Linked DNA regions of Homo sapiens: region 1 is linked to region 2. Evidence: read pairs that join two places in POLR2A ChIA-PET (ENCODE). Cell type or tissue: GM12878. All regions are shown on one strand. Each heading gives the region's core, and the rest is flanking DNA. Links, peaks and the distances in the headings are about the cores only.

Evidence for each region. ChIA-PET counts read pairs that join two places held together with the same protein. Peaks named below come from ENCODE experiments on the same cell type or tissue, not always from the same donor. Only the 100,000 strongest peaks of a DNase experiment are listed, where the experiment ranks them.
Region 1: POLR2A ChIA-PET joins it to region 2 with 10 read pairs; 28 of 35 experiments call an interaction of 5 or more read pairs at or near these places.

Annotation. Positions count from the first base shown.
Region 1 is chr19:48,982,004-48,990,003 of GRCh38, forward strand. GYS1 (glycogen synthase 1) reads right to left here. Exons shown (of 16, transcript NM_002103.5): 3 at 5,191-5,382; 4 at 3,847-4,032; 5 at 3,458-3,602; 6 at 717-834; 7 at 252-372. Among named protein-coding and RNA genes, the nearest start is that of GYS1, 7.3 kb to the right of the region's middle. RefSeq lists a silencer at 6,449-6,631 and an enhancer at 7,762-8,000. In GM12878, for the core only: no CTCF peak of the experiment used is centred there; no DNase peak of the experiment used is centred there.
Region 2 is chr19:48,877,943-48,893,773 of GRCh38, forward strand. It overlaps TULP2 (TUB like protein 2), which reads right to left. Exons shown (of 13, transcript NM_003323.3): 7 at 11,568-11,689; 8 at 10,008-10,319; 9 at 7,506-7,618; 10 at 5,990-6,104; 11 at 5,812-5,910; 12 at 4,090-4,261; 13 at 3,025-3,184. The coding sequence ends at 3,069. Among named protein-coding and RNA genes, the nearest start is that of TULP2, 13 kb to the right of the region's middle. RefSeq lists cis regulatory regions at 26-986, 543-1,155 and enhancers at 1,596-2,308, 9,616-10,510. In GM12878, for the core only: no CTCF peak of the experiment used is centred there; no DNase peak of the experiment used is centred there; H3K4me3 peaks cover 812 bases; H3K27ac peaks cover 1,642 bases.

The DNA of each region.
Region 1 (8,000 bases), core at 1-8,000, 100 kb after region 2:
CCGTTCACCCTCCCGAGTAGCTGGGACTACACGTGTGAGCCACCATGCCTGGCTAATTTTTGTATTTTTTGTAGAGATGGGGTTTCACCATGTTGCCCAGGCTGGTCTCCATCTCCTGGGCTCAAGTGATCCTCCCGCCTTGGCCTCCAAAAGTGTTGGGATTACAGGTGTGAGCCACTGTGCCTGGCTGTTCTCCCTAGTTATAAACTGCTTTGCTTGCCCTCCCTGTCCCCTCATAGCCCAGGCCTCACTCTGAGCAGATAGTTGAGCCGAGCCAATGCCTCCAGGAAGACGTCAGCACCCTTGTTGGAGAACTCATAGCGGCCGGCGATAAAGAAGTATAAGGTCTTGTCCAAGTTGAAGTCCAGATGCCTAAAGAACCCACAAGGCACGGTAAAGCCCAAAGCCCTCACCCGCTAGCCCTGGCCTCAAAACTACAAATCCCAGAAGCTATGGGTGGGGGGGCAGAGGATGTCTTAGGTAATACAGAGGCATCACGGGGCCTCCTGGGAGTTGTAGTTCTTCTCTTTAGATGGAGATTTCCTTTAATCCTGAGCCCATTGTTCCAGCGCTCAAGAATTAAGGAGGCCGAATACCCAGGTGCCCCCTCCCTCAGACCCAGGAGTCTGGGCCCCCAGCTGCCCCCTCCCCCAGACCTAGATGGTTAGGCTCCCAACGCCCTCCTCTCTTAAGACCTAGGTATATGCCCCACGTACCCATAAAAATGGCCCCGCACAAACTCCTGGATTCGAGCCTTGCTCTGAGCATGGAGGTTCTGGAACTCATGCATGGCAGAAAACTTCTTCACATTCAGCCCATTGGGGGTCACAATATCTGGGATTGGGGGTGAGGGTCCCATGTTTTATTTGTTCATTCAGATCAATGTTGTGGTTGAATGAATAAATGAAGAAAACACCCTTTGCCTTTTGCAATTTTTTTGTTTCAAGAGCGTTCCTATGAGGTCCCCCCTCCCACCTTTTTTGTTTGTTTGTTTGTTTTTGGAGACAGGGTTTCTCTCTGTCGCTCAGGCTGGAGAGCAGTGGCACAATCACAGCTCATTGCATCCCTGACCTCCTGGGCTCAAGCAATCCTCCCTCCTCAGCCTCCCGAGTAGCTGGCACTACAGGCGTGCACTACCACACCCGGCTAATTTATTTATTTTACTTTTGTAGTGATGGGGTCTTGTCATGTTACCCAAGCTGATCTCAAACTCCTGGCTTCAAGCAGTCTTCCTGCCCTGGCCTCCTAAAGTGCTGGGATTACAGGTGTGAGCCACCATGCCTGGCCAGTTCCCTTGGTGACACACCTACCCTGACTCCAAGATGCCTTCTTGCCTAATATTACTTGCTTAGGTTCACAAGCACAAGTATAAGTCTCCTCAGCTACTGCAAATGGCTAACAGGGATCTGATCCACACTGGTGATTCTGGGAAAGTTGTACTTCTTTTGTTTCCTCTTAGCCCACCCTGAGATGGAAATGATTAAACATCCCCAAAGTCCTGCTTCTCCTAGGATATATCCTCTACTTCCAAGCTTCTTACAGGGACCCAATCATTTCTTCTCCTCATAGAAATTAAAGTATATCAACGAAAAACTACAACCCCCATCAGCGCCTAGGGCAAAGTTCTGGAACATATAGAGCTAACCAGTCAAAGGCCTTCTGGGAGTTGTAGTTCTCACCTTATACTCACTGAGAACGGATACTAAGGGCTGGGAAGAATGCCCAGTTCTGACCTAACCTTTCTCAAAAGCAAAGTCCACTGATCTTCCATTCCCTTTCATAAGACCAATCTACATTAGCCAATTACAGAATTTTATCATATCTGAAATTAATATGAAAGAAATTATACCTCCCATTAGCCTCCAGAGTATATAGTCAGAGAGCCTCAAATACAGGTCACCACCCCCACAGCCTTCTGGGAGCTGTAGTTCTCTATTCTTTAGGTAAAAAAATGGTAACTGATGGTCCCCAGCTTAGGACTTAGGATGGTCCAAGTTATGATTTTTCTTTTCGAGACAGAGTTTCGCTCTTGTTGCCCAGGCTGGAGTGCAATGGCACAATCTTGGCTCACGACAACCTCTGCCTCCTGGGTTCAAGAGATTCTCCTGCCTCAGCCTCCCGAGTAGCTGGGTGGCTGGGATTACAGGCGCCTGCCACCATGCCCACCTAATTTTTGTATTTTTGGCAGAGAGGGGGTCTCACAATGTTGGCCAGGCTGGTCTTGAGCACATGACCTCAGGTGATCTGCCCACCTCAGCCTTCCAAAGTGCTGGGATTACAGGTGTAAGCCACCGTGCCCAGCCAAGTTATGATTTTTCAACCTTATGATGGTGTGAAAGTTACATACATCCACATGAGTCCAATTTTGGATTTTGATGAGATATTCAACACTTTTTTTTTTTAATTTTTTGAGATGGAGTCTCGCTCTGTTGTCCAGGCTGGAGTGCAGTGGTGTGATCTCGGCCCACTGCAACCTCCGCCTCCTGGGTTCAAGTGATTCTCCTGCCTCAGCCTCCCGAGTAGCTGGGATTACAGGCACCCACCACCACGCCCGGCTAATTTTTGTATTTTTAGTAGAGATGGAGTTTCGCCATGTTGGCCAGGCTGGTCTCGATCTCCTGACCTCGTGATCTGCCCGCCTTGGCCTCCCAAAGTGTTGGGATTACAGGTGTGAGCCACTGCGCCCAGCCTATTCAACACTTTATTATAAAATAGGTTTGTATTAAAATTAGCCAGGCGTGGTGGCAGGCGCGTATAGTCCCAGCTACTTGGGAGGCTGAGGCAGGAGAATGGCATGAACCTGGGAGGCGGAGCTTACAGTGAGCCAAGATAGCGCCACTGCACTCCAGCCTGGGCGACAGAGCGAGACTCCGTCTCAAAAATAAATAAATAAATAAAAATAAAATAAAACAGATTTGTATTGGATGATTTTGCCCAGTCGTAGGCTAACATAAAGTGTTCTGGGCACATTTAAGGTATACTAGCCTAAGCTATGATGTTCAGTAGGTTAGGTGTATTAAATGCATTTTTTTATTTTTTGAGACAGGGTCTCACTGTGTCACCCAGGCTGTGACAGGGTCTCTCCAGGCCACCCAAATCATGCAATGGCACGATCACAGCTCACTGCACCCTTGACCTCCTAGGCTCGAGCAATCCTCCCACCTCAGCCTCCTGAGTAGCTAGGGATACAGGCACACACCATGTCTGGCGAATATTTTAGACAGGGATTCGCCATGTTGCCCAGGCTGGTCTCAAATTCCCGGGCTCAAGTGGTTCTCCTGCCTTGGCCTCTCAAAGTGCTGAGATTACAGGTGTGAGCCACCATGCCCAGCCGAAATACGTTTTCGGTTTATGCTATTTCAACTTACAGTGGGCTTCTTGGGCTGAGGAGCAACTGGCTTTGGCATAGACAGCTGCCTACCTCATTCACGTCTGGGGACTTCAGCCCAGCCCCTACCTGGTTTCCTCTTGAGCAAGTGCTGTGCCTCGATGGCGGTGATCTGGGACACAGTAGTGAAGACGTGAGCGCAGTGGGCTGCCGCCCTTTCCATGCAGTATCGGTGGTAGATCTGCCTCTCCCCTGCTTCCTTGTCCACGTTGAACTGGGTGGGAGGGGACAGCAGTCCGGTTAGAAGGATTGGGGAGAAGACTCTGGAGGTCCAGACACTGGGGTCCCAAGAGAAATTGGTGCTGGGGGCTGGATTCCTGGGTCTGAGGTAGGAGGGGTCTGGGGACTTGGACTCCTGGATCCTGGGAGAAGAGGGGGTGCCATCCCCTTGGGCCCCCCAGAGCTTTGGGTTTTCCTGGCATACTCGCAGTCCCCCATCTGCCACGGTCCCAGCTCACGTTCTCCAGGTTGTTGTAGAAGTCCACGGCACCGGCACACAGGTAGCGCCCCAGCAGCGTGGCATGGGTGGTGAAGATGGTTGCTACAGGCAGTCGCCGGGCACGACACAGGCAGAGTCCAACGCCTGCCAACCACTCATGGAAGTGAGCAACCACATGTGGCTTCTCCTCACTCTGTGCCAGGAACTGTGGGCAACAGGGACAGGGCCACTGTCTCCACGAGTGTTGGGAAAAGAATCGGCAATCCCCAGTAGGGACAAGGACTCGGGGAGAGGTCAATCTGTCACCACTACTGCACAGAGTGGGCAGCGGCCCACTGCAGCAATCCCAACCGGACAGGGACCTGTAAATCCCTGAGGCAGCCCAGGCTGGTCTTGAACTCCTGGGCTCAAGTGACTGCCTCCTCAGGGGTTGACAGGAACTGAGGATTTTTTGGCCAACCATCTAAGTCCTGGCAGGGTTAGATTGGACAGACTGAAGTTTTCATGTTCCCAGGTCCTGGACATAGTTTCCAAAGACCCCTTGTCTCAAGGGTACGCTGTCTGCACCCAACATTGGCAAAGGGACTACAACTCCCAGAATGCCATAGGAGCAGCCAGTTCCTCAATTATTTGTCCCAGGGCATGAGAAATTAAGCTTCTTTTTTTTTTTTTCTTTTTCTTTTTTTTTTTGAGACAGTGTCTCACTCTGTGGCCCAGGCTGGAGTGCCGTGATGCAATCTCAGCTCACTGCAATTCCCGCCTCCCAGGTTCAAGCAATTCTCCTGTCTCAGCCTCCCAAGTAGCTGGGATTTGGGATTACAGGTGCCCACCACCACACCCAGCTAATTTTTTTGTATGTTTAGTAAAGACGAGGTTTGGCCATCTTGAACTCCTGGCCTCACGTGATCTTCCCCCATCGGCCTCCCAAAGTGCTGGGATTACAGGCATGAGCCACCGTGCCCAGCCTGGAAACTAAGCTTCTTGAGCCTCTTAAAACCTAGAAGGGGGTCAAAACCAGGTCAGGCTGGGGATTCATGAGCATCCAGGGCAGCATCTGAGAGCTGAGTCCAGCAATATCACACTAGAGAACTACAACTCCTAGAATTCCTCGGGCAAGCCCGCCAGCCTCACTTTGAGGCTGATTCCAAGAATCCCTATGCTTGGAAGACTAGAGTAAATGAAGTTGGCATCGAGAGTAGAGCCTGGGCCCTTGGATGTTCATGTCCTCAAAGGCCAGAGCTAATCCTTGGATTAAAGGACCCTATGACTCCCAGAATGCCCAGGGAGAAGCCCATCCTCTGGCCCAGGGGCTGATGGTCATTGTAGTTTCAGGTATGGGTGGAATGTGTCAGACGGGGCCTACCTCACCCAGGAACCAGGTGGTCAGAAAGCCAAAGAGGACAGCGTCGTTGGCCTCGCGGTCGTACCACGGCACTCCGATGTTGCAGGTATCCCAGAGCTCTCCCTTCCAGCGCTCCAGGGCCCAAGCTGAGGCACCCACGTCCAGGAGCACCACCAGAGGGCCTCCCTCGATCAGCCAGCGCCCGAAATACACCTGGGATGGGGTTGGGGAGGCACCATAGGGAGGCTCTGGGCTTCAGCCTCATATCTTCACTCATCCGTGGTTCTCCCATTTGCAGGCAGATGTCTATAGACTTAAGCCTCAGCTCTCTTATCTTCTGTTTCCATATCTGCTGCTAATTTCTCACCTGCTGCCTTAGCCTTACTTCTCTATTTGCATGATTTATTCCTGCTACACATTTTTTCCATCTCTGTTGCAATATTTTCCGTGCCCCCTGCTTACTTTCTTTCTTTCTTTTTTTTGAGATGGAGTCTCACTCTGTGGCCCAGGCTGGAGTGCAGTGGTGCGATCTCAGCTCACTGCAACCTCTGTCTCCCGGGTTCAAGCAATTCTCCTGCCTCAGCCTCCCAAGTAGCTGGGATTACAGGCACCCGCTCCCACACCTGGCTAATTTTTTTTTTTTCTTGAGACGGAGTCTGGCTCTGTTGCCCAGGCTGGAGTGCCGTGGCATGATCTCGGCTCACTGCAACCTCTGCCTCCTGGGTTCACACCATTCTCCTGCCTCAGCCTCCCGAGTAGCTGGGACTACAGCGGCCCGCCACCACGCCCGGCTACTTTTTTTTGTATTTTCAGTAGAGACGAGGTTTCACTGTGTTAGCCAGGATGATCTCCATTTCCCGACCTTGTGATCCGCCCGCCTCGGCGTCCCAAAGTGCTGGGATTACAGGCGTGAGCCACCGCACCCAGCCTCCTGTTTAATTCCTGTAACTGCTACCCTTCTCCCACTCGCTGCCTCCTTTCTCTGCTTATAACCACATATGTCACATGTCCTGTGTCTATGCCCCCACTGCCCTGTCTGGCCACTCTGCAAATCATTTCCCCTACCTGCTGCCTTGTTTCTGTACTTGCTGCCACATTTCTCTTACCAACCATCTGCATCTCCCACTGTCTTTTCTTTCTGATGCTAATTCCTTCCACGGGATGCTTCTTTTTTGTTTTCAGACAGGGTCTCGCTCTGTTGCCCAGGCTGGAGTGCAGTGGTGTGAACATGGTTCACTATAGCCTCAACCTCCCTGGCTCAGTCAATCCTCCCACCTCACCTCCTACAGGCGTGGGCCACCATGCCAGGCTGATTTTTTAATTTTTTGTGGAGATGGGGTCTCACTATGTTGCCCAGGCTGATCGTGAACTCCTGCGTTCAAGCAGTTTTCTTGCTTAGCCTCCCAAAGTGTTGAGATTAGAAGTGTGAGCCACCTAAAGCAGGCCCTTTTTTATTTTCAGAGACGGGGTCTTGCTCTGTCCTCCAGCCTGGAAGGGAGTGGTGCAATTACGGTTCACTGAAGCTTCGATCTCCCAGGCTCAAGCAATCCTTCCACCGCAGCTTCCCACGTAGCTGGGACCACAGGCACAAGGTATCACATCCCGGCTAATTTTTAACTTTTTTGTAAGGACAGGGTTTCACCATGTTGCCCAGGCTGGTCTCAAACTCCTGGCCTCAGCCTACCAAAGTGCTGGGATTACAGGCGTGAGCTACTGCACCCAGCCTGTAATGATTCTCTTACTGTTCATGCTGCCACTTTTCTTCCCCATGATGCCTTGTTTCTGTTCCTTTCATCACATATCTGTCACCTGCGACCTCTTTCCTCTATCCATAGGCCCATTTTGTAGTCCACAGCCTCCTTCCTTCCTTCCTTGCTTCCTTCCTTCCTTCCTTCCCTCTCTCCCTCCTTCCCTCCCTCTCTCCTTTTTCTTTCTTTCTTCCATTTTTTTTTGTTTGTTTTTGTTTTTGACAGGGTCTCACTCCGGTCACCCAGGCTGGAGTGCAGTGGTGCAATCATGGCTCACTGGGCTGGGCGCGGTGGCTCACGCCTGTAATCCTAGCTCTTTGGGGGGCCGAGGCGGGCGGATTGCCTGAGCTCAGGAGTTTGAGACCAGCCTGGGCAACATGGTGAAACCCTGTCTCTACTAAAATACAAAAAATTAGCCGGGCGTGGCAGCATGTGCCTGAGGTCCCAGCTACTTGGGAGGCCGAGGCAGGAGAATTGCTTGAACGCGGGAGGCGGAGGTTGCAGTGAGTCGAGATTGTACCACTGCACTCCAGACTCAGCGACAGAGTGAGATTCTATCTGAAAAAAAAAAAAAAAAAATTATGGCTCACTACAGCCTCCACATCCCATCCTCCCACCTCAGCCTCCTGAGTAACTGGGATCACGAGCACGCACCATCATGCCTGGCTAATTTTTTGTATTTTTAGTAGAGACAGAGTTTCGCCATGTTGCCCAGGTGGGTCAGGAACTCCTGGGCTCAAGCTATCCTCTCACCTCGGCCTCCCAAAGTGCTGGGATTCCAGGCATGAGCCACCGCCCTCGGCCACGCCACACATTTCTAACATAGCCCATCCTCTGTCCGTGCCCCAGGGCTGCATTTTTCTAGCCACTGCCGTGTTTCTAAGACTTGCTGTCTCACTTCTGCCTCTGCCACATTTCTCCAGTTGGCTGTTTTCCTCCCTGAGACCATGGCTTTGGTTCTGGGCCTGCTGCCACAGCAGTGGAGAAGCAGCCCCGCTCCTCGCCGACCTGGCTTTTTGCTGCCTGGAGCCTCGCTCTGAGGTCCCTCCCCCTCCCAGCTGTTGTCTGCCCTTTTGCTGGGGG
Region 2 (15,831 bases), core at 3,979-11,978:
CTAAAAGGAGGCAGAATTGTCTGTGCCTTGCTGGACCATTAAGGCTCAATCTCTACAGGCCTTTACATTCTCCTCCGTTGCTTTGATACCAGTGGGTATCGAGGTCCCCAAGCCCGGGTGGGACCTCCCCCTCAGCCAGTGTTCAGGCTCTTGACACAGTCATGAAAATGAATTCAAGGACGAGTTGGAAAAGAGTGAAAATACAGGATTTATTGCAAAGGGGAAAGTCCACACTCATGAAAGGGGACTCGAGAGAATCACGTGCAAGGGGGGTTGAGGCTGCTACCGTTATGGGTTTTTTGTTTGTTTGTTTGTTTTTTAAAGATGGAGTCTTGTTCTGTCCAGCCCAGGCTGGAGTGTAGTGACACGATCTCAGCTCACTGCAACCTCCACCTCCTGGGTTCAAACAATTCTCCTACCTTAGCTTCCCAAGCAGCTGGGACTGCAGGCGCCACCACACCTGGCTAATTTTTTGTATTTTTAGTAGAGACAGGGTTTCTCCATGTTGGCCAGGCTGGTCTCAAAGTCCTGACCTCAAGTGATCCACCTGCCTCAGCCTCTCAAAGTGCTGGGATTACAGACGTGAGCCACCACGCTGGCCCTTTTTGGATTTTTTTAACCAAGGGGTAAAATACTCATGAGCATTCCTGGAAAAAGATGGAGATTTCTCAGAACTGTGGTGCCACCCATCTTTACACCAAATATGGGTGTTCCTGGGACCGTCATGATGCTGGTGGGTGTGTGACTGTGTTGATGAACATATAATGAGGTCCTACGTGAAACCGAGGTCAGACCCAGTGCCATATTGGGTCTAGTCGGACTTAGCCTACTTGGCCCACGCCCTGGTTTTTCAGGATCTTATCAGCCCATAGCTTCTGTAGCTATTTCAAGTTTCCTGTTGCTGGTCTGGTCTTGTGAAACTGCTGCCTGGAATTTTCTAATCTCCTGCAACCACCCTGTATGATTGCTGTTGCAGCCTGATTTTACATTTATAAGCCCTGTGTCCATAGGCCTAGTTTCCTTATCTGTAAGCTGACTAACAATTGTACATATCTTATGGGATTGTAAGGCCCCAAAGGAGTTAAAACAATGCTCATGAAATAAATGCTATAATACGGTAATTATTCTATATACCGTTATTCTTTTTTTTTTTTTTTTTTTTTTCCTGATACGGAGTCTCACTCTGCTGCCCAGGCTGGGGTGCAGTGGTGGGCTCTCGGCTCACTGCAACCTCCACTTCCCAGGTTAAAACAATTCTCCTGGATCAGCCTCCCAAGAAGCTGGGACTACAGGTGTGCGCCACCACTTCCAGCTAATTTTTTTTTTTTTTATGGAGTTTCACTCTTGTTACACAGGCTGGAGTGCAATGGCACGATCTCAGCACACCAGCAACCTCCGCCTCCTGGGTTCAAGCGATTCTCCTGCCTCAGCCTCCTGAGCAGTTGGGATTACAGGCGTGAGCCATCACGCCCAGCTAAGTTTTGTATTTTTAGTAGAGAAGGAGTTTCACCATGTTGGTGGTCAGGAGTTTGAGACTCCTGACCTCATGATCCGCCCACCTCAGTCTCCCAAAATGCTGGGATTATGGGCATGAGCCACTATGCCCACCTCTACCTCTAATTTTTAATTTTTTTTTTTTTTTTTGAGACCGAGTCTCTCTGTGTCACCCAGGCTGGAGTGCAGTGGCGTGATCTCGGCTCACTACAACCCCCTGGGTTCAAGCAATTCTCCTGCCTCGGCCTCCCTAGTACCTGGGATTATATGCGTGCGCTACCACGCAGGGCTAATTTTTGTATTAATCTACCTCTAGACCTTCACAGAATGCAGGCTCCTCTCATCCTCCTAACCTAATGGCCTTTCATTAGCTTTACAAAAGCAGCTTAGTTAAACTAGAAATCCTAGCACTTTGGGTGGCCGAGGTAGATGGATCACTTGAGGTCAGGTTTTTGTTTGTTTGTTTGTTTTGTTTGTTTATTTTGAGGCAGAGTCTTGCTCTGTCGCCCAGGCTGGAGTGCAATGGCAGGATCTTGGCTCCCTGCAACCTCCGCCTCCCGAGTTCAAGTGATTCTCCTGCCTCAGTCTCCTGAATAGTTGGGATTATAGGGGCCCGCCACCACACAGGGCTAATTTTTGTATTTTTAGTAGAGACGGGGTTTCACCTTGTTGGTCAGGCTGATCTCTAACTCGAGGTCAGGAGTTTGAGACCCCCACTCCTGCCATATAATCCTTTCATTTCCCCAAGGCAACCAAGCCTAATTCCACCTAATTAAAAACCTTTGTATGAGTGCTACCTGCTGCCTGAGGATCCCAACCCTGAGGCCTCTTGCTCAGCTAGTTGCTCCTGATTCTTCAGATGTAGTGTGAAAATTCCTTTTTTTGGTGGGGGGATAGAGTCGCATTCTGTTGCCCAGGCTGGAGTGCAGTGGCACGATCGGGTCACTGCAACCTCCGCTTCCCAGATTCAAGCAATTCTCGTGCCTCGGCCACCGGAGTAGCTGGGATTACAGGCATGCGCCACCATGCCCAGCTAATTTTTGTATTTTTAGTAGAGACGGGGTTTGCCATATCGGCGAGGCTGGTCTCGAACTCCTGACCTCAAGTGATCCTTCCGCCTCGACCTCCTAAAGTGTTGGGATTCCAGGTGTGAGCCACCGCGCCCGGCATTTTTTTTTTTTTTTTTTTTTTGAGACAGAGTCTAGCTGGAGTGAAGTGGAGCTATCTCAGCTCACTGCAGCCTCCGCCTCCCAGATTCAAGTGTTTCTTCTGCCTCAGTCTCCTGAATAGCTGGGATTACAGGTGCCTGCCACCACGCCCAGCTAATTTTTGTACTTTTAGTAGAGACGGGGTTTCACATGTTGGCCAGGCTGGTCTCGATCTCCTGACTTCAGGTGATGCACCAGCTTCAGCCTGCCAAAGTGTTGGGATTACAGGCGTGAGCCACCTTGCCCGGTCAGTGTTGGTTATTAAGGTGGTGCAAAAGAAGGCATGTCGGGGCCCTTCCTCCAAATGAGGAGGCACAGAAGCTGGCAAGGGTATGGTATTTTATTGAGTTATTCAACAGCCAGCTTCTAATTGAAACTGGACAAGCAGATGCTGAAGGCCTGGAGCGGGCTAAATGGAAAGCAGAAGTCCATGGTGAATGTGTCTGGGCCCACTCGGCCGAACTGGAGCACCAGATGTTCTTCTGAGAAGTGAATCAGGAACAAAGCCTTAGCCTGACTCTCTCATCTCCCAGCTTCGAGAACTGAGACTTTTTTTTTTTTTTTTTCTTTTTTTTTTTTTTTTGAGACAGAGTCTTGCTCTGTCGCCCAGGCTGGAGTGCAGTGACCTGATCTTGGCTCACTGCAACCTCCACCTCCCAGGTTCAAGCAGTTCTTCTGCCTCAGCCTCCCAAGTAGCTAGGATTACAGGCATGTGCCACCACGTCCGGCTAATTTTTTTTTTTTTTTTTTTTTTTGAGATGGAGTCTCGCTCTGTTGCCCAGGCTGGAGAGCAGTGGCGCGATCTCGGCTCACTGCAAGCTCCGCCTCCCGGGTTCACACCATTCTCCTGCCTCAGCCTCCTGATTAGCTGGGACTACAGGTGACCACCACTACACCCAGCTAATTTTTTCTGTGTTTTTAGTAGAGACGGGGTTTCACCGTGTTAGTCAGGATGGTCTCAATCTCCTGACCTCGTATCCGCCCGCCTCGGCCTCCCAAAGTGCTGGGATTACAGGTGTGAGCCACAGTGCCCGGCCTAATTTTTGTATTTTTAGTAGAGACAGGGTTTCACCATGTTGGCCAGGCTGTTCTTGAACTCCTGACCTCAGATGATCCACCCACCTCGGTCTCCCAAAGTGCTAGGATTATAAGCGGGAGCTACCGCGCCAGGCCGAGAATGGAGACTTTTAAGAGGCTGAGCGGTGCCCTTACTAAGCCAGAAACCCTGAGGGTGTGTAAACTACAATTCCCAATAGGCTTTGCAATAGGGTGGCATCTGCCCTGCCTAGAAAAACGCTCAAGTGATGATGGGAGATGTAGTTCCCTTCCGTTCACACCCTAACCCCCACCCCACCTGGCCCGGCTAAACTGGTTTCCAGGAGCTCACGGTGTTTGGGATCCACGATTTGGAAGTTCTTCACCGAAGCCCGAGTGACTCGACCATGGAAATTGAGCGTGTAGACACCGTTCTCCTTGTCCCACGACGGGGTTTTGTTGTGCAACAAAAGCAACCCTTGTTTGTCCCCACGTTGGTAACGACTCAGTAGCGACTCCTGTTCCTAGAAGGTAAAGAAGGGGCTGTGGTTTTCTCAGAGGCTTTCGAAACTCCATCTTGAACAGGGGCGACTCCATCTTGAACAGGGGCGACTCCATCTTGAACAGGGGCTGGGTAAAATGAGGATGAGACCTGCTGGGCTGCGTTCCCAGGAGGTTAGGCATTCTTAGTCACAGGATGAGACAGGAGTTTGACAGGACTGGTATCACAATGTTAGAAATGCTTGTTCCCCGGTGCAGTAAAGAAATAGCACTTGAGCATAAATTTAATTTCCTCAGCAAGGCCATTTTTTAACTTTCTGCAGAAAGGGTACACTCACCAGGAGTTTTGCCATGAGAGTACACTGAACAAAGGAGACAGGGTCATTTATAACCTGGCGCATCCACCCTACTGCCGTGTAGGGTTTCCATTGGCTGGAACGGGACCTCACGTTCTGTATTTGTCCCAATTGGCTAGCAACTTAGAACTTTTTAAAAGAGGGAAAAGCAGAAGAATACAAAGTAAGGAGGAAGTAACTTGTGGAATGTTGAGAAAGGTAAAAACACCTTCAAATAAGGAAGAGGAACAGGCTATGACCTAATGCTTGCTTGGACCGGTACAAGCATGCCAGGGCAAATATTTAGGGTAAATTGTGGGAGCTAAAAACGTAAAGTACACTGATTTCTTTATTATGGCTAACAGATATTTAAGAATGTTAGCACAGGTCTTTGAATAAATTTTGCTTGTAAGAGAGGTTACTGCCGGGCACGGTGGCTCACGCCTGTAATCCCAGCACTTTGGGAGGCCGAGGCGGGTGAATCACGAGGTCAGGAGATCGAGACCATCCTGACTAACACAGTGAAACCCCGGCTCTACTAAAAATATAAAAAATTAGACGGGCATGGTAGCGGGCGCCTGTAGTCCCAGCTACTCAGGAGGCTGAGGCAGGAGAATGGCGTGAGCCGGGGAGGTCGAGCTTGCAGTGAGCCGAGATCGCGCCACTGCACTCCAGCCTGGGCGACAGAGCAAGACTCTGTCTCAAAAAAAAAAAAAAAGAAAGAAAGAGAGAGTCTAAAAGAAGCAGGAACCCTCAGTTCTGGGAATTGCCCACCCCTTTCCCAGAAAATTAATGAATAATCCACCTCGTTTAGCATATAATCAAGAAATAACCATAAAAATAGCCAACCAGCTGGCCTCAAGGCTGCTTTGCCTATGGAGTAGCCATTCTTTTATTTCTTCTCTAATAAACTTGCTTTCACTTGACTCTACGGACTGGCCCCAAATTCTTTCTTGCCTGAGATCCAAGAACCCTCTCTTGGAGTCTGGATCAGACCCCTTTTTGGTAAGTTTGTTAACCTACCATCAAACCTTTTTTCTCCAGATGCAAATGTTTTGAGTCTCTAGTCTTTTACTCCCTGAGACATGGAAGGCTAACAAAGTCCTTCAGGCTTCATGTGACACCTGCAACCCACTGGCCTCCTCTTCCTCCTCTTCTTCTTCCTCCTCTGGGATCTAGGAGGACCGGCCCCAGCCCCTTCTCCATTGACCCAGAGATTCCTGATGTCAGGGACTCACATTTAGTGGCTGGACATTGATTCGCTGGTTCTGGCTGTTGGTTCCTGGGAGAATCACAGTCATTTTCCGAGGCCCCAGGTATCCTAAGACGTTGGGCTCCTGGGGGTATTACATTCCAGTTGGCCTGGTTCCTTCTTCTGACTATCCTACCCCATTCTCTCATCCCCAGGACACTCACATAACACACAGCCCCCAGCTCCTGTCTGATCCGGGCAGTATTCCTGGTTAAATGCTCCCGGTCAGGATTCACCCCATTGTCAAAGATGGTGAACTTGGTGCTGAAGACATTGGATCTGCTCCAGGAAGGGAATGGATAGAATAAAAATACTAAGTGTTACTCTTTGAGTAAGTGTCACTCATCGCATCGACTCTTCCCATCAATCCCCTATGTCTAAGACTATGTCCGAATGTCTAAGAATCATGTTCCTGGCTGGGCACAGGGGCTCACACCTGTAATCCCAGCACTTCAGGAGGCAGAGGCAGGAGGATAGCTTGAGCCTGGGCAAAATGGCAAAACTCCTTCTCTACAAAAAATAGAAAAATTAGTTGGGCGTGGCAGTTTGTGTCTATGGTCCCAGCTCTCAAGAGGCTGAGGTGGGAGGATCACCTGAGCCCCAGAGGTCAAGCCTCCAATGAGCCGTGATCTTGCCACTGCACTCCAGCCTGGGTGACAGAATGAAACCCTGTCTCTAAATAAATATATAAATAAATAAAAATAAATAATTAAATAAATGAGGCCGGGTACGGTGGCTCACACCTGTAATCCCAGCACTTTGGGAGGCCAAGGCGGGTGGATCATCTGTGGTTGGGAGTTCAAGACCAGCCTGACAGACATGGAGAAACCCCGTCTCTACTAAAAATACAAAATTAGCCAGGCGTGGTGGTGCATGCCTGTAATCCCAGCTACTCAGGAGGCTGAGGCAGGAGAATTGCTTGAACCTGGGAGGCGGAGGTTGTAGTGAGCCGAGATTACGCCATCGCACTCCAGCCTGGGCAACAAAAGTGAAACTCTGTCTCAATAATAATAATAATAATTAAATAAATGAAACAACCATGTTTCCAGCATCCATGGTCCCAGGCCCCCTCATTTCTTGGGTGAGCCATGTACTTTATGTAGCCTCCCTATTTTATTTAAAGGGCCCTTTAGGAACCCTCTTTTTTTTTTTTTTTTTTTTTTTTTTCTGTTGCCCAAGCTGGAGTGCAGTGGCTCAATCTTAGCTTACCAAGACCTCTGCCTCCTGGGATCAAGTGATTCTCCTGCATCAGCCTCCCAAGTAGCTGGGATTACAGGTTCACGCCACTATGCCTGGCTAATTTTTGTATTTTTGGTAGAGACGGGGTTTCACCATGTTGGCCAGGCTGGTCTCAAGCTCCTGACCTCAAGTGATCCTCCCGCCTCTGCCTCCCAAAGTGCTGAGATTATAGGCGTGAGCCACCTCGCCACTCCCTCTACCTTTTTGGATGCAATAATTCACACATTCCAGGCCTCTTTTCCCACAGAAAGTTAGGAATCCCAGTCCCTTGCCTGTCAAGGAGTCAAATGCCTTAAATGCCAGCCTACGTTCCAAACCCTTCAGTTCTTCTGGTCCCTGAGCAGGTGGAAGGTATGCTCTGTGGCCTGCTGGGAAATGGAGTCCCCCTGTCCCTAAGCTCCCTGCTACCTGCTCCTCACCACATGTCAGAGCTCTACCCACCTGACTTTGCCCACGAAATTGTCCCCGTCCCGAGATAGGTGTGTAGGATCCAGGGAGATGAGGTAATTAGAAGTTTTGCTCCTTCTTCTCTTTCGCCCAGCCAGGAGGAAGCGCTATGGATGAGAGGAACAGTCCATTAGAATGGACTTCTGGATGCTGGGTGTGGTGGCTCATGCCTGTAATCCCTGCACTTTGGGAGGCTGCGGCGGGCAGATCACTTGAGGACAGGAGTTCGAGACCAGCCTGGCCAACATGGTGAAACCCCGTCTCTACTAAAAATAAAAAAAATTAGCCAGGCGTGGTAGTGCGTGCCTATAGTCCCAGCTAGTAGGGAGGCTAAGGCAGGAGAATTGCTTGAACCCAGGGGGCAGAGGTTGCAGTGAGCTGAGATCGCACCACTGCACTCCAGCCTGGGCAATAGACTGAGACTCCATCTCAAAACAAAAATAAAAAATAATGAAAGAAAAATGGACTTCTGGAAGCTGGTTAGAGCCAGGGGTCCAAAGACAAGGAAACGTCATGTCCCATGATAGAGGAGCCAGTGATGGCACAACAAGCTTCTCAAGACTTACTGGGAGGCCGGGCACAGTGGCTCATGCCTGTAATCCCAGCACTTTGGGAGGCCCAGGCGGGCAGATCACGAGGTAAGGAGATTGAGACCATCCTGGCTAACACGGTGAAACCCCGTCTCTACTAAAAATACAAAAAATTAGCCAGGCGTGGTGGCGGGCGCCTGTAGTCCCAGCTACTCAGAAGGCTGAGACAGGAGAATAGCGTGAACCTGGGAGGCGGAGCTTGCAGTGAGCCGAGATCGCGCCACTGCACTGGGCGACAGAGCAAGACTACGTCTCAAAAAAAAAAAAAAAAGACTTACTGGGAAATGTGGTTCTCACTGAGGGAAGCCATCAGCTGGGTCCTGAATGGAAGCTTCCTATCTTAATATCTCCTCCTCATTCCTTCTGCCTATGGGTCCAGAGTTGAAGCTTAGCCCAGGAAGGGTCTGGCTTTGGAGAATGGGGAGCACCCTCACTTGCAATATTGCAGCAGGACTTTGGTAGGCGTTTCACCAAGAAAAATGGGTTTGGTTGGCTCTGAGTAGGGCAAAAAACCTCTTTCTAGGGGGAGAGAGGATACCCCGAGGAGAGGAGACCATACTTGCAGGGTAAAGGCCAGAAAGACTAGATTGAGAGAAGTGGGGCTTGGATCTGGAAAGACAAACCAGGGGAGGGACCTGGTTGCTGGGGGCAGGATTTATCTCAGGATTGAGTGAGGCCTGATAGCTTATAGCAAGAAAGGCTCAGTGAGGGAGGGTCCAGACTATTTTTTTTTTTTTGACACAAGATCTCCACCTCCTGGACTCAAGCCATTTTCCCTCAGCCTCAGCCTCCCAAGTAGCTGGGACTACAGGTGGGCACCACCAGGCCTGGCTAATTTTTTTTTTTTTTTTGTAGAGACAGGGTTCCACCTTGCTGCCCAAGCTGATCTGGAACTTGTCAGCTCAAATGATCCACCTGCCTTGGCCTCCAAAATGCTGAGATTACAAGCGTGAACCACCGTGCCCGGCCTTTTTTTTTTTTTTTTGAGATGGAGTTTCGCTCTTTCACCCAGGCTGGAGTGCAGTGGTGTGAGATCTCAGCTCATTGCAACCTCCGCCTTCGAGTTTCAAGCATTCTCCTGCCTCAGCCTCCTGAGTAGCTGGGATTACAGGCGCCCACAACCACGCCTGGCTAACTTTTGTATTTTTTAGTAGAGACGATGTTTCGCCTTGTTGGCCAGGCTGGTCTCGAACTCCTGACCTTGTGATCTGCACGCCTCGGCCTCCCAAAGTGCTAGGATTACAAGTGTGAGCCACCGCGCCCAGCCCTTTTTTTTTTTTTTTTTTTTTTTTTTTTTTTTATGCAGAGTCTAACTCTGTCGCCCAGGCTGGAGTGCAGTAGCGTGATCACATCTCACTGCAGCCTTGAACTCCCAGGCTCAAGCAATCCTCTCACCTCAGCCTCCCGAGTAGCTTGGACTACAGGCACATACCACCATGCCCAACCAATTTTGTATTTTTTGTAAAGACGGGGTTTTGCCATGTTGTTCAGGCTGGTCTTTTTTGTGTTTGTTGGTTGGTTTTTTGTTTTTTGAGATGGAGTCTTCCTCTGTCGCCTAGGCTGGAGTGCAGTGATGCAATCTCGGCTCACTGCAACCTCCGCTTCCCAGGTTCAAGCGATTCTCCTGTCTCAGCCTCCTGAGTAGCTGGGACTACAGGCGCCTGCCACCACTCCCGGCTAATTTTTGTATTTTTAGTGGAGACGGGGTTTCACCATATTGGTCAGGCTGGTCTTGAACTCCGGACCTCAGGTGATCCACCCGCTTCAGCCTCCCAAAGTGCTGGGATTATAGGCGTGAGCCACTGTGCCCAGCCCCAGGCTGGTCTTGACCTAGCTCAGAAAGGAGTGGGATTTTGCCTGGGAGGTGGGGGCTTACTCCCAAAGCTGTTGGGCTGGCTTACTGCACCTGCAGGCTGTCAGAGGTCTCCAGGTAGAGGTAGTAGAGGGGGAACAAGCCCTTGTCCACGCCGTGCTTGTCACGGGTGAGGTAGCACTGCATCATGGTGCCCGGGAGCGCTGGCCGCAGCACGTAGGCTTCCATGTCCTCCTCCAGCCCAGGGCAGGGGGAGCGGATTGCCAAGGAGGCTTCGTGCCTCATATGGTCGCTGTCCGTGCCACCCTCGCCTTTCAGGGCCTTGGACAACTCTTCGTTGTGTGCTGCTGAGGAGTTCGTCCCTGTAGACTCAGAGGCCTCTCTCTTCTTTTCCAAGTCTTCTTCCTAGCCCAGGCACCAAATTTAAAGTCGAGGGACAACCACCGGCCCAGCCTTGCTTACTACTGATTGACCATCCCAGCCCTAGGGTCCCGCCCTTGCCCATCCACATTTTCTGCTTATTGGTCAAAAATCTCATTCAGTCCACCCAGTCACGCCCTCCTCTGTTGACTGGCCAGTCTATTCGCTTTCCTCTGCAGCCACACGCATTCCACCTGCTGATTGGAAAATTCCTTTCTGAAAGCAAGGCCCATTCCGTTAAAATGGCTGTTAGTTTGATCTAGATAACATAATACAGCCCAGATCTACCCTCAAGAGAAACCATCTACTGCACTTTCACCAACACCAAAGTGAGTGCCAGTTGGCCCTTTTCTTTTATTTTTTAAGACAGAGTTTCGCTCTGTCGCCCAGGCTGGAGTGCAGTGACTCGATCTCGGTTCACTGCAACCTCTGCCTCCCAGGTTCAAGCAATTCTCCTGCCTCAGCCTCCCAAGTAGCTAGGATTACAGGCTTTCGCCACCACGCCCAGCTAATTTTTGTATTTTTAGTAGAGACGGGGCTTCACCAAGTTGGCCAAGCTGGTCTGGAACTCCTGACCTCAGGTGATCTGCCTGCCTCGGCCTTCCAAAGTGCTGGGATTACAGGCGTGAGTCACCGTTCCTGGCCTGCAACTGGCCCTTTTCGATCAGTGTTCTGCCCTTTCTGAAGCTCGCTGTCTTTCCATGGCTGCACCTATTTTTTTTTTTTTTTGGACAGTCTCACTCTGTCTCCCGGGCTGGAGTGCAATCTCAGCTCACTGCAACCTCCGCCTCCCAGGTTCAAGTGATTCTCCTGCCTCAGCCTCCTGAGTAGTTGGGATTACTGGCGTGCGCCACCACACCTGGCTAATTTTTGTATTTTACTAGAGACAGGGTTTCACCACGTTGGCCAGGCTGGTCACGAACTCCTGACCTCAAGTGATCTGCCCACCTCAGCCTCCCAAAGTGCTGGGATTACAGGCGTGAGCCACCATACCATAAGCTGTATTTTAATGGCCATGTCCATGTCAAGTCAAATCCTCTGATTTGATGAATGGTACACACACACACATGCACGCACGCACGCACGCACGCACACACACAAGTCTCTGCCAGCTTAATCACCACCAGGAAAAAGAGCTTCTGATTGGGTGGCAGAATTTTAGCCCCACCCTCACCAGAGGTCCGAGGCTAGCCCTCTTCTTCCAATATCCTGAGTGATTGTGCATTTTCCTACCTTTTGGAAGGCCAAGTTTTCATATACACAGTCACCATCCATTCCAGGGTTTGGTCCCATATTGGGTGACTTGTGTGCATCTCCCATATCCTGGGAGTCACTCTCACCCTCTGCACGGGTCCCTAATGTGGGGAAAAGCAAGAGAGATCAGATTGTTACTGTGTCTGTGTAGAAAGAAGTAGACATAGGAGACTCCATTTTGTTCTGTACTAAGACAAATTCTTCTGCCTTGGGATGCTGTTAATCTATAACCTTACCCCCAACCCCGTGCTCTCTGAAACATGTGCTGTGTCCACTCAGGGTTAAATGGATTAAGGGCGGTGCAAGATGTGCTTTGTTAAACAGATGCTTGAAGGCAGCATGCTCCTAAAGAGTCATCACCACTCCCTAATCTCAAGTACCCAGGGACACAAACACCGCGGAAGGGCGCAGGGACCTCTGCCTAGGAAAGCCAGGTATTGTCCAAGATTTCTCCCCATGTGATAGTCTGAAATATGGCCTCGTGGGAAGGGAAAGACCTGACCGTCCCCCAGCCCGACACCCGTAAAGGGTCTGTGCTGAGGAGGATTAGTATAAGAGGAAGGCATGCCTCTTGCAGTTGAGACAAGAGGAAGGCATCTGTCTCCTGCCCGTCCCTGGGCAATGGAATGTCTCGGTATAAAACCCGATTGTACGTTCCATCTACTGAGATAGGGAAAAACCGCCTTCGGGCTGGAGGTGGGACATGCGGGCAGCAATACTGCTTTGTAAAGCATTGAGATGTTTATGTGTATGCATATCTAAAAGCACAGCACTTGATTCTTTACCTTGTCTATGATGCAAAGACCTTTGTTCACGTGTTTGTCTGCTGACCCTCTCCCCACTATTGTCTTGTGACCCTGACACATCCCCCTCTCGGAGAAACACCCACAAATGATCAATAAATACTAAGGGAACTCAGAGGCTGGCGGGATCCTCCATATGCTGAACGCTGGTTCCCTGGGTCCCCTTATTTCTTTCTCTATACTTTGTCTCTGTGTCTTTTTCTTTTCCAAGTCTCTCGTTCCACCTAACGAACCCACAGGTGTGGAGGGGCAACCCACCCCTTCACCTAAAGGATGAAAGAAGCCTGGACTAAGCTCAGGACAGCTGGATCCCAGGAGTGTGGGACACCATCATCAGTGCTAGCCAGAGATGGCCAGAACTCCTGGGTTCTCAGTCCCTACTCATGACTCAGCGCCCTCACTTGCAACAACCTCCTCCTCCTCCAGGTGCACGGAAGTCTACAAGGGCCAGAGTTTCTGATTACCCTGGATCTAAGGACAGGGAGGGGTTAGGGTCTTTCCTTTTCCTTATCTCAGACAAAGCATCACAGAGACTGAAGATGGGGGGATGGAGTTTGGGGTGATAATAATTCTGTCATTGAAATCATTGGCCATCTCATGAAAATAAAAGGAAACGTCACCACAATGGAATATTATAAGGGAATAAAAAGGAATGAAGTACTGATAATACTACCACACGGATGAACCTTAAAATTTTATGGCCGGGCACGGTGGCTCACGCCTGTAATCCCAGCACTTTGGGAGGCCGAGGCGGGCGGATCACGAGGTCAGGAGATCGAGACCATCCTGGCAAACATGGTGAAACCCCGTCTCTACTAAAAATACAAAAAAAAAAAAAAAATTAGCCGGGTGTGGTGGCCGGCGCCTGTAGTCCCAGCTACTTGGGAGGCTGAGGCAGGAGAATGGTGTGAACCCGGGAGGCGGAGCTTGCAGTGAGCCGAGATTGTGCCACTGCACTCCAGCCTGGGCAACAGGGCGAGACTCCGTCTCAAAAAAAAAAAAAAAATTTGTTAGGTGGGCCAGGGGCGGTGGCTCATGCCTGTAATCCCAGCACTTTGGGAGGCGGAGGTGGGCGGATCACGAGGTCAGTAGTTCAAAATCAGCCTGGCCAACATAGTGAAACCGGTCTCTACTAAAAATACAAAAATTAGCAGGGCGTGGCAGCGTGCACCTGCAGTTCCAGCTACTCAGGAGGCTGAGGCAGGAGAATCGCTTAAACCCAGCCAGGCAGAGGTTGCAGTGAGCCGAGATCGTGCCACTGCGCTCCAGCCTGAAGGGGGCCTGCCCCTCCACACCCGTGGGTATTTCTCGCAAGGTGGAGACGAGCGGCTGAGAGAAGAAAGAAGACACAGAGACAAAGTATAGAGGAAGAAAAGTGGGCCCAGGGGACCAGTGCTCCGCAAGTGAGGACCCGCACCAGCGCTGATCTCTGAGTTCCCTCAGTATTTATTGATCACTATCTTTACTATCTTGGTGAGGGGAATTTGGTGTGACTATAGGGTGATGGTGGGGAGAGGGTCAGCAGGAAAACATGTGAACAAAAGACTCTGTGTCATAAATAAGTTTAAGGAAAGGTGCTGTGCCTGGATGTGCACATAGGCTGGATTTATGTTTAACTTTACATAAACATCCCAGTGCAGTAAAGAGCAGTATTGCCGCCATGATGTCTCGCCTCCAGCCATAAGGTGGTTTTCTCCTATCTCAGAATAGAATGTATGGTCGGTTTTACACTGAGTCATTCCATTTCCAGAGACGTGCAGGAGACAGATGCCTCCTTCTTATCTTAACCGCATGGAGGCCTTTCTCTCTCACTAATCCTCCTCAGCACAGACCCTTTACGGGTGTCGGGCTGGGGGACCGTCAGGTCTTTCCCTTCCCACGAGGCCATATCTCAGGCTGTCTCAGTCGGGGAAATCCTGGACAATGCCCAGGCTTCCTTGGGCAGGGGTCCCTGCAGCCTTCCACAGTGTGTTATGTTTCTGGTTAATAGAGAATGGAGAATGGCAATGACTTTCACAAAGCATACTGCCTGCAAAACCATTTTTACCAAAGCACATCCTGCCCAGCCCTAAATCCCTTAAAACTTGAGTCAATATAACACATGTTTCTGTGAGCACAGGGTTGGGACAAGAGTTGCAGATTAACAGCATCTCAAAGCAGAACAGTTTTTCTTTTTTTTTTTGGGGGGGGGACGGAGTCTTGCTCTGTCACCCAGGCTGGAGTGCAGTGGCGCGATCTCAGCTCACTGCAAGCTCTGCCTCCCGGGTTCACGCCGTTTTACTGCCTCAGCCTCCCGAATAGCTGGGACTACAGGCGCCCACCACCGCAACCGGCTAATTTTTTGTATTTTCAGTAAACGTGGGGTTTCACTGTGGTCTCGATCTCCTGACCTCGTGATCCGCCCGCCTCGGCCTCCCAAAGTGCTGGGATTACAGGCGTGAGCCACCGCGCCCAGCCAGCAGAACAGTTTTTCTTAGTACAGATCAAAATGGAGTTTCTTATGTCTTCCTTTTTCTACATAGACAAAGTAACGATCTGATCTCTCTTTCTTTTCCCCACACAGCCTAGGTGACAGAGTGAGACTCCGTCTCAAAAAAAAAAAAAATCATTAGGTGAATGAGGTGAATGAAGACACACGGTGGCTCACACCCGTAATCCCAGCACTTTGGGAAGCCAAGGTGAGAGGATCACTTGAGCCCAGGAGTTCAAGACCAGCCTAGGCAACATAGTGACACACCATCTCAAAGCAAAAGAGGCCAGGTGCATTAGCTCACGCCTGTAATCCCAGCACTTTGGGAGGCCGAGGCAGGCAGATCACAAGTTCAGGAGTTTGAGACCAGCTGTGCCAACATGGTGAAACCCTGTCTCTACTAAAAAACACAAAAAATTAGCCGAGCATGGTGGCACGCGCCTGTAACCCCAGCTACTCGGGAGGCTGAGGCAGGAGAATCGCTTGAACCCAGAAGGCAGAGGTTGCAGTGAGCTGAGATCGCGCCATTGCATTCCAGCCTGGGAGACAGAGCAAGACTCTGCCTCAAGAAAAAAAAAAAAAAAGGAATTGAAGAAAGAAGCCACATACAAAAGACCACATATGTATACGATTCCATTTGTGTGAAATGTACAGAATAGCCAAATCTAAGAAGACAGTGGAGGTTGGTGGTTGCCAAGGGCTGGGGTAAATGGAAAAGGGGTGACTGCTAATTGATGCACTATTTCTTTCTTTCTTTTTTTTTTCCTTGAGACAAAGTCTCGCTCTTTCACCCTGGCTGGAATGCAGTAGCCTGATCTCAGTTTACTGCAACCTCTGTCTCCTGGGTTCAAGCAATTCTTCCACCTCAGCCTCCCCAGCAGCTAGGATTACAGGTGCATGCCACCACGCCCAGCTAATTTTTGTATTTTTAGTAGAGACTGGGTTTCACCATGTTGGCCAGACTGGTCTT